Linked DNA regions of Homo sapiens: region 2 is linked to region 1. Evidence: read pairs that join two places in POLR2A ChIA-PET (ENCODE). Cell type or tissue: A673. All regions are shown on one strand. Links, peaks and the distances in the headings refer to the core of each region. The heading gives the core; the rest is flanking DNA.

Region 1 (4,000 bases), core at 1-4,000:
TTTAAAGACAGAACCAAAGTAACCTTTAGATTAAGGATAATTTCTTCCGATTATTGAGGCAATGCCATTCTGAGTGCATTATTTCCTCTATTATGGTGTCTTTCAACTGTGGCTGATGAGAATACCAACAACCCTTAAAGGCTTTGAGAATTGTTTTACCTAATCCTTTCCCGTGGTTTTTTTCTCTGGCTTGGGGTAGTCTAATCACATGGCGTGCACCTGTAGTTGTAGCTACATGGGAGGCTGAGACAGGAGGACGGTTTGAGACCAGGAGGTTGAGGCTGCAGTGAGTTGTGTTTGCCCCATTGTACTCCAGTGTGAGTGACAGAATGAGGCCCTGTCTCAAAAGAAAAAAGAAATGTTTGCACTATTAACCCTAGAGTGGTTCCTGGTGAATTTTGTGTGTTGCAGCGTAATAGTGAATTGATTATTTGATTTGATTTTGTTCAACTTTTCTTAAAAAAATGTATTTACACAAACCTGCACATTGTGCACATGTACCCTAGAACTTAAAGTATAATAAAAAAAATGTATTTACTAATGTGTTAATATTTCAGCAAATTTATTGCAATGGGTTTAAAAGGCAGACAGAGGCCAGGCGCAGTGGCTCACACCTGTAATCCCAGGACTTTGGGAGACTGAGGCGGGTGGATCACCTGAGGTCGGGAGTTCGAGATCAGCCTGACCAACATGGAGAAACCCCATCTCTACTAAAAATACAAAAAAAGTGGTCGGGTGTGGTGGCGCATGCCTGTAATCCCAGCTACTCGGGAGGCTGAGGCAGGAGAATCACTTGAACCTGGGAGGTGAAGTTTGCGGTGAGCTGAGATCACGCCATTGCACTCCAGCCTGGGCAGCAAGAGTGAAACTCTGTCTCAAAAATAAATAAATAAATAAATAAATAAATAAATAAATAAATAATAAAAGGCAGACAGACACTCTTATATAAGCTACAGGGTAACAAAGGGGTTCTATATAGTTATAAACTATTACATAGACCTGCATGGTTTATTGAATAACTTATAAACCACAAAGGAAATTAAATTTACAGTGTTTCTGAAGTTCAAACTTTTAAACTGTTTCATTCTATCCTAGCAAGTTCTAAACTTTTTTTGGGAAAGTGTTCTCAAACCTCAAAGTTGAATTAAGAGCATGAAAAGCCCTGTTATTAAAAAGGTACAACCAAAAGATCTAGGAATACCAAATTAGACTTGAGACCTTTGGAAATCACTCGCTTTACTTGAACCAAACACTGTGGATCAGTAAAGTTTGCATCTCTTAGCCTTATGTGCAAATGAAGCTAATAATGGTGCCTATTTCAGGGGTTGTAAAGATCATGAAAATGGGGTTCTCAAACCTGGAGAGATTTTGTCCCCCAGAGGGTATAATTTAAAACAGTCTAGAGACACTGGTCATCAGAGTTCAGAGTGGTGGCAGGGATGGTCTGTCTGTCTCTTGTGGATAGAAGTGGGAATGTTGCCAAATAACCTGCAGTGCACAGGACAATCCCTCACAGCGAAGAATTATCTGGCCCTAAGTGTCAATAGTGCCGGGATCGAGAAACCCTGATATAAAGTGCTTATCCTGGTATAAGGCCAGGATACCAGATGATTTAATTTATGCCATCAGTAGGGGGTCCTATTAGTAGAAAAATGAAGCTTTCTACTTGAAGTTTTTTTTTTTCAACTCCTAGTCCAGCCTAAGGATTAATTTTTTTTTTAAAAGGATAAAAGTGCTTCACAGTTGAATAACTTGAATATTCCCCCCTTTTATTTATCTATAAAAAGTGAAATGAGAGGGGAAAAGCAGCAAAAGTCATGGAGAAACAAACTTACATTTGTTTATAGATGTCAATTTTAATAAAATGTTTATGTAGTAGAGAAATTTCCAGTGTTCAGATTAACTTCAATTCTGAAAACTCATCTATGTTTGAGAATACACTCTTTTTACAGGGCAAACTTATATCATTCTTATGTTATCTTTTAATCATTTTTAATATGTTAACATTTTAATTTTTTTATTTTTTGGAATCTTTGCAGGCATTGTAAGCATTTATTAATTTTTTTGTGTGTGTTACTTTTCTTATAGGTGTTACCTCATTTTGAAAGTCTTGGGAAACAGGAAAAAATTCCTAACAAAATGTCAGCTTTTCGAAATCATTGTCCACATTTGGATTCAGTTGGTGAAATAACAAAAGAAGATTTGATACAAAAATCCCTTGTAAGAAACAGGTTTTTTCTTCCTTGAAAAACTATTCACTTTTCTCTTGAATGTGTAATTTTCATAAATTACTGTAATACTCTATGAGCAGTATTTTAAAAATATGTATGATGTCATTAGTGCATTAGTGAATTGTATGTGTTTGTGTCAATATAACCAATGTTGTCTTTTTAATTTCTTTTTATAGGGTACTTGTCAGGATTGTAAAGTCCAAGGACCAAATCTTTGGGCATGTCTGGAGGTGTGTATATGTTTTTTCCTGAAAAGATTGCTATAATAATAATAAATTTGGATCTGAATAATCATAACCAGAAAATTTTTGATACTTAAAGTGATTTTTGTAAATTAAACTTGCTTTTAAAAGGTCATTATTAATAACAAAAATTAAACTTTGGAAAGATCTTAATCTGTAGTGCTTTTGTAGTTTTTAGTAAATCACTCAGCTATTTTATGCTTGCCTTTTATTAGAAATGACATAGCTTTTAGCTTAGAAATATATCCTGGTTTTATTTTGTGCCTGGAAACATTTGGTTAAATTTAATGACTGGAAAGTCATTTACTCATTGAATGTAAAACAGGTAATCCAAACTTAATTGTAAATGTAATTGTAATGCTGTTATAAATTTACATGTATATTATAAAGTACCTTATTTTTCTTCCTATATAATTATTTATAGAATAGATGTTCATATGTTGGCTGTGGTGAATCACAAGTAGATCACAGCACCATACATTCTCAGGTATGTATATAAAAAATTTAATGGAAGACTTGTTAAAAAAAGTGCCTGAAGGAAAGGGAAAGCCAGTATAACATTATTAATTCAAGTTGTAATTCAAATTTGCACTCTAAGTTAAAACTTCACTTACATTCTCTGTGAAGGATGGGGAAGGGAATTGCTAGGAGGATGAACATTAGAATGAGGTTGTGATTAAGAAAGCACTGATTTCAAAAGTGTACATCCGGCCAGGCATGGTGGCTCACGCCTGAATCCCAGCACTTTGGAAGGCCAAGGCAGGTGGATCACCTGAGGTCAGGAGTTCGAGACCAGCCTGGCCAACATGGCGAAACCCTGTCTCTATTAAAAGTACAAAAAAATTAGCTGGGTGTGGTGGTGGGCACCTGTAATCCCAGCTACTCGGGAGGCTGAGGCAGGAGAATTGTTTGAACCTGGGAGGCGGAGGTTGCAGTGAGCCGAGATCGTGCCATTGCACTCCAGCCTGGGCAACAAGAGCGAAACTCCATCTCAAAAAAAAAAAAAAAAGTGTATATCCAGATATTTGAAGGTGATAGCTGGCATATTAGGAGGTTGAAGCCCAAGAGAGAGTGGGTGCTTAGGTTTATGACATGGCCTGGCTAACTTCTTTAAGTCTCAGCTCATGTCATATTGCCTTTTCCTGCACATAGTCCTAACTGGACTCACCTTTCTGCTTTGCTCTGGTTGTTTGGTACTTCCCATGTAACTCTGGCATGCCTCTTCTATAGTGTTATGTAGAGCTCCCATTCTAAATGGAAAGTTTCTCGAATGACTTTGTTTTAAGATGCACATTGATACCTCTACAGCATCAACTGTTCTCAACCAGGATTCCTCTATAGAATTAATTAAGCCTGAATACCCAAGCTCTGAGTCATCATTGTATATCATTTGCCTCTTTCTGTGCATCTAAGATGGTATTTGCTGTGTACCACCATTGGGAGAATTGATAAATTAGTCACTCAGATCATTTTTTGTAGGGCTTAATTCTGTAGCAGAACTCTGGTTGTGAAAGGCTAGACTTTTAT
Region 2 (7,933 bases), core at 1,684-5,683, 320 kb after region 1:
TTGGTGCATCTCACAAATTTTGTTAAATTTTCATTTTCATTTAGTTCAAAATATTTTAACATTTCTCTTGAGGTTTTTTATTTGACCCAAGTGTTATTTAGAAATGTGCTGTTTAATCACCAGGTATTTGAGGATTTTCTATCTTTCTGTTATTGAATACTAGTTTAATTTGACTGTGTTCTGAGAGCAGACACTGTATGATTTATATTCTTTTAAACTTGTTAAGGTATGTTTTATGACCCAGAATGTAGTCTTGGTGAATATTCCATGTGAGCTTGAGAAGAATGTGTATTCTGTTGTTGTTGGATAAAGCAGTCTATAGATGCCAGTTATATCCAGTTGACTGGTGGTGTTTGGTGGTATTATTGAGTTCAACTACAACCTTATTGATTTTCTTCTGGTTGGATCTGTCCATTTCTGATAGAGGAGTGTTGAAGTCTCCAGCTATAATAGTGAATTCACTTATTTCTCCTTGCTATTCTACTAGTTTTTGCCTTACGTGTTTTGATGCTTAGTTGTTAGGCACATACACATTAAGAATTATTATGTCCTCTTGGAGAATTAACCTCTTTATCATTATGTAATGCTTTAAAAAATCTCTGATAACTTTCCTTCCTCTAAATTCTGCTCTGTCTGAAATTAATATAGCAACTCCTGCTTTCTTTTGATTAGCGTTAGCGTGGTAGAGCTTTCTCTATTTACTTTTAATCTATATGTGTCTTTATACTTAAAAGTGGGTTTCTTGTAGACAACATATAGTGGGGTCTTGATTTTTGATCCACTCTGACAATCTCTGTCATTTGATAGGTGTGCTTAGATCACTGAAATTTAAAGTGATTATTGATATACTTGGATTAATATATACCATATTTGTTACTGTTTCCTATTTGTTGCTTTTGTTCTTTGTTCCTATTTTTGTCTGGCAAACTTTTTCTGCCTTTTGTAGTTTTATTTGAGCATTATGAGTCTTTTTCTCTCCTTTATGAGCATACCACATATACTTCTTTTCTCACTTTTTAAATTGGTTGTCCTGAAATTTGCAATAAACATTTGCAACTATTTCAAGTCCACTTTCAAATAACACTCTACTGCTTCATGGGTAGTGCAAGTACCTTGTAATAACAAAACATTCCTAATTCCTCCTTTCTGTTCTTTGTATCATTGCTCTCATTTATTTCACTTACACATAAACATGTATACAGAATCATAAGTATATATAATTAAATATATTGTTGCTATTATTTTGAACATACTCATCTGTTAGATCAATTAAGAATAAGAAAAATTTCTTTATTTTATCTTCACTTATTCATTCTCTCATGCTCTTCCTTTCTTTACATAGATTTGAGTTTCTGAACTACATCATTTTTCTTTTCTTTTCTTTTTTTTGAGACAGAGTCTTGCTCTATCACCCAGGCCGGAGTGCAGTGGCATGATCTTGGCTCACTGCAACCTCCGCCTCCTGGTTTCAAGCAATTCTCCTGCCTCAGCCTCCTGAGTAGCTGGGACTACAGGCGTGTGCCACCATACCCGGCCAATTTTTTGGATTTTTAGTAGAGATGGGGTTTCACCATGTTGGCCAAGCTGGTCTCAAACTCCTGACCTCAAGCAATCCACCTGCCTTGGCCTCCCAAAGTGCTGGGATTACAGGCGTGAGCCACCATGCCTGGCTCTATGTCATTTTTTCTTCTTTAAAGAAGTTCTTTTAACATTTCTTGCCAGGCAGGTCTGCTGGCAACAAATTCCCCCAATTTTTGTTGATCTCAGAAAGTCTCTATTTCTCCTTCATTTTTGAAGGATAATTTTGTCGAGTACAGAATTCTAGGTTGGTGCTTTATTCCCCTCTTTCAACACTTTAAATATTTTACTCCATTTTCTTCCTGCATGCAAAGTTTCTGAAAAGAAAGTAAAAATGATTTTGATCTTCGCTCTACTACAGGTAAGGCATTTTTAAAATCTGGCTTCTTTCAAGATTTGTTTCTCTATTTTTGATTTTCTGAAGTTTGTATATAAAGGCCTTTTGTTTTGGGGCGTTTATCTTGCTTGATATTTTCTGAGATTCCTGGATCTGTGGTTTGGTGTTGTTCATTAATCTAGGGGAAATTCTCAGTTAATGTTGCTTCAAATATTGCTTCTGTTCATTACTCTCTTTCTTTTCCTTCTGGTATTCCCATTATGCATATGTTACATCTTTTGTAGCTGTCCTATGTTTCTCAGATATTCAGTTCTGTTTTTTCAGCCTTTCCCTTTGTTTTTCAGCCTTGAAAGTTTCTATTGTCATATACTCAAGCTCAGAGATTCTCTCCCCAGCCATGTGCAGTCTATTAAATGTACCCATCAAAGGCATTCTTCACCTCTATTACAGTGTTTTTGATCTCTAGAATTTCTTTTTGCTTCTGTGTTAGAATTTCCTTCTCTGCTTACATTATCCATTTGTTCTTGCATGTTGTCTATTTATTATCATTAAAGTCCTTGGCATATTAATCATAGTTTTAAAAAATTCCCAGCCTGGGCAACACAGCATGACTCATCTACACAAAAAATAAAATTAGCCAGGCATGGTGGTGTACATCTGTAGTCCTAGCTACTCAAGAGGCTGAGGCAAGAGGATTGCTTGAGCTGAGGAGCTCAAGGCTGCAGTGAGCTATGATCATGCCACTGCACTTCAACCTGGGCAACACAGCAAAAGTCTGTCTCTAAAAAATAAAATAAAATGTTCCTGGTCTGATGACCCACATTCCTGCTATATATGACTGGTTCTGATGCTTAGTCTATTCAAATCATGTTTTTTGCCTTTTGACATACCTTGTAATTTTTCCTTGACAGATGGACCTGATATACTGAATAAAAGGAACCACAGTAAATAATCTTTAGTAATGCTGTGATAAAGTATGGGGCCGGGGAATTGTTCTACAGTCCTATAATTAGGTCTCAGTCTTTTGGTGAGCCTGTGGCCCTGGACTGTGAACTCTGCCAGTGTTTTTCGATACTTTTCTCCCTTTGGGTGGGACAGGATGGCTAGAGGTGGCTAGAGTTGGGTTTTCTCTTGCTCTAGGAATGTTATGCCCTGGTAAAGTAGTTTCTTCTGAGGGCAGGCCTTGTTAAGGAGCAGAATGCTTTAGCATATTTCAAAGTGTTTTTTTTTTCTCCTCCCACGGCCAGAAGACTGAGGGGAATTTTTCCAGATATTCACTGTGAGGACCTGGCAAAGCTCCTGGAGGTAAAACTTACAGAAGTGTGGGGTCCCATGACTGGATCTCTCTGGGATTTTTAACTCTCATATTGTCCACACTGAACCTCCAGCTATTATCACTGTTCAGTGTTTCCAGCCCTGGTACAGGCTTCTACAGACGTTTCTGCTTGAGGGTTTCTGTTTGGGTAAGTTGTGATTCTCTGATTGTCTCTCCAATCTTTGGGGTAAGGGTTTGTCCTGTAACCTCACTTCTCTGACAGATCTAAGAGTGATTGTTTATTTTCAGTTGTTCAGCTTTTTACTGGTTGTTAGGATAGAGCAGCAACTTCTAAGTGCCTCACATGCCAGTCCAGGAATCAGAAGTGCTCAGACAACTGGCATTCACTTAGTTGAAGAAGAGGTGGCCTCTGTCAGCTATAGAAGGCTATCTTGAAAAGTTCAGTCATATTTGAAAGAGGGAAGGTAGGGAACTCACATTTATGCAGCATTTGTTCTGTACAAGGTACCCTGCACTCCCTACCTCTGACAACAGTAGTTCTTCTTTTTTTTTTATTTTTTTTTTTAGACGGAGTCTTGCTCTGTTGCCCAGGCAGGAGTGCAGTGGTGCTATCTTGGCCCACTGTAAGCTCCACCTCCCGGGTTCACGCCATTCTCCTGCCTCAGCCTCCCAAGTAGCTGGGACTACAGGTGCCCACCACCACGCCCGGCTAATTTTTTGTTTTTGTATTTTTAGTAGAGACAAGGTTTCACCATGTTAGCCAGGATGGTCTCAATCTCCTGACCTCGTGATCCACCCACCTTGGCCTCCCAAAGTGCTGGGATTACAGGCGTGAGCCACCGCACCCAGCCAACAGTACTTCTAAGTGGGGTTGTCACCACCATTTTCTCGAAGGGAAAATTGAGGCCCAAAAGGGGCTCAGTAAGGCATAAAAACATCACACATTAAGTAGAAGAACTGGAATTCATGTTCTTGGCTTTAAACAAATGGGCATTTATTGAGCATATGCCATATGCCAGGCTCCGTGGCAGGCACTGGGGATACAGAGAGCAGAACATAGTACCTGAAATGCAAGATAATATTACAACACAGAGTATCACGGGCCCCCTGAGAAGGTGAACCAAACCTGTGACAAGAGAAGGGTTTCCTAGAGGGGAAGCTTGGTCCTGATGGTGCATGAGTAGAGGTCACACGGGACAGAAGCAATAGGGTTGAGGAAACTTCCATATAGAGGAAAGGGACTGTGCAAACATGACCCATTTGAGGGACCTGAGAATGGCTTTGTGTGGCTGGAGCAGTCAGTGTGTTTTGATAAGTGGCAATGGATGAGTTTGGAGAAAAATGTAGGGGTCATATTCAGATTTGAAAGTTTCTATGAATCTTCTAAGAGCTTCCAGTTTAATTCTGAAATCGATGAAGAGCCAAGAAAAGTTTTAAGCCATGGAATGCCATGATTGTGTGTGCTTTCAGGAAGATAATTTGATGGGTGAGCAGACTGAGGGAAGGAGACTGGTTAGGAGGCTGGCCCTATGGTCCCAGGGAGGAAGGCTGAGGGTGTGAACCAAAGCATGGGCAGTGGAGTGGGAGAAGCAATTCCTGCACAGGAGAACTGAGTAGCTTCTTGATCAAACTGATGTAGGAAGAGAGAGAAAGGAAGGAGGCTAGGAAGACGCCCTTGTGTCTGGCTTGGGCAGCTGGAGAATGGTGGTATCATTCACAGAAATAGGAAGAACAGAAGGAAGAACAGATTTTGTGGGGGAAGATGGTGAGCGTGGTTTTGGACATGTTGAATTCAAGATGCACATGGGAAATCCAACTGGTGTTACTTAGTAGTCAGACATATGCAACAGGAGCTCACCAGGAAGCCTTAAGTGAAGTCAAAACCATGGCTGTGACTGAGCCTCTCACAGGAGAACATGTGCAGTTAGGAGAGAAGGGGCCATGGTCAGTATGCTGGGGAGTGTTCACAGTTAAATAATAGACTGATGGAGAGGAGTTCAGCAAGGAAACCAAGAATGAGTGAAGCGAGAAGTAAGAGGGAGGGATCACATGGAGGCAGGTGCTGCAGCCTGTGGTTAGGAGCAGAAGCTTTGTGGCTGAGACTGGCTTGGTGCTCAACAAACCCATCTCTCCCTTCCTGGGCATATAAATAAGCTCCATTTCTCAGCCTCCTTGCATCTAGGTAGAGCCAGTGACTAGGGTTGCTACTGAATGTGAGATGAGGTAATGTGCAATTAAATGCAGGTGCATCTTCCTCAAGTTCTTCTCCTTCCCATCCATAATCCCTTTGGAGATCACATGTAAAAGGAACTCTGGAAGGAAAGCTCTCAGATTTTGAGTTTTATTAATTATACCAGCATAACCTAGCCTATCTTTCCTGCGCCTGGCTCTGGAGTCACACAGCTGGATTTGAATCCTAGCTCTACCTTTTGAATCCTGGCTTTACCTCTTGCCAACCATGTGACCTTGAGTAAACTTCTTAATTTCTCTGTGCCTCAGATCCCTCATCAGGAAAATTGGGATAATAATAATATAGTTGTCTGAGGATAAAATGAGGTAATAAATATGAAGCACACCGACAAGTATTAAAAGCTCTAGAAATGTTGAAAGCTAATGGAAAGAATGTCAGGAATGGGGGAATGGTTCACGACAGGAGTCAGCAAACTATGGCCTGCAGGTCAAATCCACTCTGCTGCCTATTTTTATATGGCCTTTCAGCAAGAATGAATTTTACATTTTTAAATGGTGGAAATAAATGACATGAAAATTATATGGAATTTGAATTTCAGTATCCACATATGATGTTTTACTGCAACAAAGCCACATTCATTGTTTACATATTGTTATGGCTGTTTTGCTCAATGATGGCAGAGTTTGAGTAGTTGCAACAGATAACATACGGGCCCACAAAGCCTAAAATATTTACACTGCCTGGTCCTTTACAGAAAAAGTGTGGTGATCCCTAGTTTACGGTGTCAAATGCAGCAAAGGTCAAGAAAGATAACTAAAAAGGGTTAACTGGAATTGGCAAAAGATTACTAGTGAGCTTGTTAATGGCTTTATTGGAGTGGGGAAAGTGGAGAATAGATTTTGGTGCCAGGCAAATCAAAGTTTGATTTCTGACTCTACAGCTTGCTAGCTTTATGGTCTTGGGAAGTCAGTTAACTTTTGTGAGCTTCAATTTCCTTGGCTTCAAATTAGGGATTAACAGAGCTTACTTCTTGAGTTATTGTAAGGATCAGCAATAATGCATGTAAACCATAAAACACATTCCTGGTTTAGAGTAGGTGCTAAATAAATGCAAGTTCTTGTTTCATTTAATCTGCTGCAAACAAAATTGTCATTCCTTTATAGTAACTGCATTTTCACTTTTTAATTTTTTAAAAGAATTTTTTTTTCTGGGCTTTCCAGCAAAAACTAGAAAGCCTGCTAGACAAATTCTAAAAGAGCTGTAACACTATATTTTCACTTTTAATATTTTAGTTTTCTCTTCCATCTTCTGCTGGTTTACATTATATTTTAAGTCACTGCTCAAATCTCACCTCTTTAATGAGGGCATACCATTTAATATGGACCATCCTGATTAATGTGGTAATCTGTTCCTCCCCCAGCATTCCTAACCCCCTTACCTTTTCTACTTTCTTTTCTCATAGAGTTTATCACCTCTGACAATCTAGAAAACTGACTAATTTACTATGTTTATTGTTTACTTTCTGTCTTCTGCACTCTGATGTAAGCTTCTTGCCACAAGAGCCCTTGCTTCTTTTATGTAATTATATTCTAAGTGCCTAAACAGAAACTGGCACACAGTCGGTGTCCAATTAATACTTGTTGAATGATTAAATGAAAAAAGAGTAGATGAGGATTAAAAAAAAATCCTGCTCAGGACTGGATATGTTCCTTCCATCTTGGGACTGGGACTTGTCTTATTCATCTCTGTAAAATTCTCAACTATTATCTGTTAAAAAATAACTGTAAAATTCTCAACTATTAACTGTTAAAAAATAACCTCGGCTCCATCACCTCCATTCTCTCTTTCTGGAATTCCTTTTAGAATATGTTGAACCAATCATTCTATCCTCAATGTCTCCTAAGTTCTTTCTCATATTTGACAACTATTTAGCTCTGTGTTTTATTCTATGGCAATTTCCTCTACTCTATCAAGTGCCTTTTTAGCTGCATCTAGTTTACTATTCAACCGTTAATTGAATTTCTGTTTCAATTGACGATATTTTTGTGTGTGCCTACAATGCCTGTTTCTTCCCTTTTTCTTTCTTCTTTTCCATTTGTTCATGTATTTGTTTCATGGCTTCTAATCTTCCCTTTCAATATTTTGAATATCCTTATATTATGATTTCTTTCAGATTTTTCTGTTCTTTCTAGTTCTTGGGGGGTGTGGAGTCTTCCATTTCTTTAACTAGCTGGCTTCCTTGTTGTGAATCATTTCTTTGTGCAGTCTGTAATTTTAGATTGTAAGTGGTTGTTTTGCATTAGCCTCTGCTGGAGTCTTATGGGTCAGCAACTGAAAAGGCTCCCAATACATATCATTGAATGACCTGTCTTTGGAGGTTAGGATGGGAGGCAGTACATTGTGGCAGAGGCAGCACAACCTCTTTCTTTTGTAAATTGCCCAGTCTTGGGTATGCTAGAGAATGTGCCCTAAGTTCACATCCTTATTGTGAAACTATTTATGTAACCTTGGGTAAATTACTCTTCTAGTCCTTTTTTTTTTTGTCTGTGAT

What was found. ChIA-PET counts read pairs that join two places held together with the same protein. Peaks named below come from ENCODE experiments on the same cell type or tissue, not always from the same donor. Only the 100,000 strongest peaks of a DNase experiment are listed, where the experiment ranks them.
Region 2: POLR2A ChIA-PET joins it to region 1 with 7 read pairs; 2 of 35 experiments call an interaction of 5 or more read pairs at or near these places.

What each region holds. Positions count from the first base shown.
Region 1 is chr1:77,739,837-77,743,836 of GRCh38, reverse strand. USP33 (ubiquitin specific peptidase 33) reads left to right here. Exons shown (of 24, transcript NM_201624.3): 2 at 2,089-2,220; 3 at 2,408-2,461; 4 at 2,898-2,960. The coding sequence starts at 2,140. Among named protein-coding and RNA genes, the nearest start is that of USP33, 18 kb to the left of the region's middle. In A673, for the core only: no CTCF peak of the experiment used is centred there; DNase peaks (open chromatin) are centred at 1,606 and 3,836.
Region 2 is chr1:77,419,043-77,426,975 of GRCh38, reverse strand. The region is part of intron 8 of AK5 (adenylate kinase 5); the gene reads right to left. It also overlaps the pseudogene RNU7-8P. Among named protein-coding and RNA genes, the nearest start is that of AK5, 140 kb to the right of the region's middle. In A673, for the core only: no CTCF peak of the experiment used is centred there; no DNase peak of the experiment used is centred there.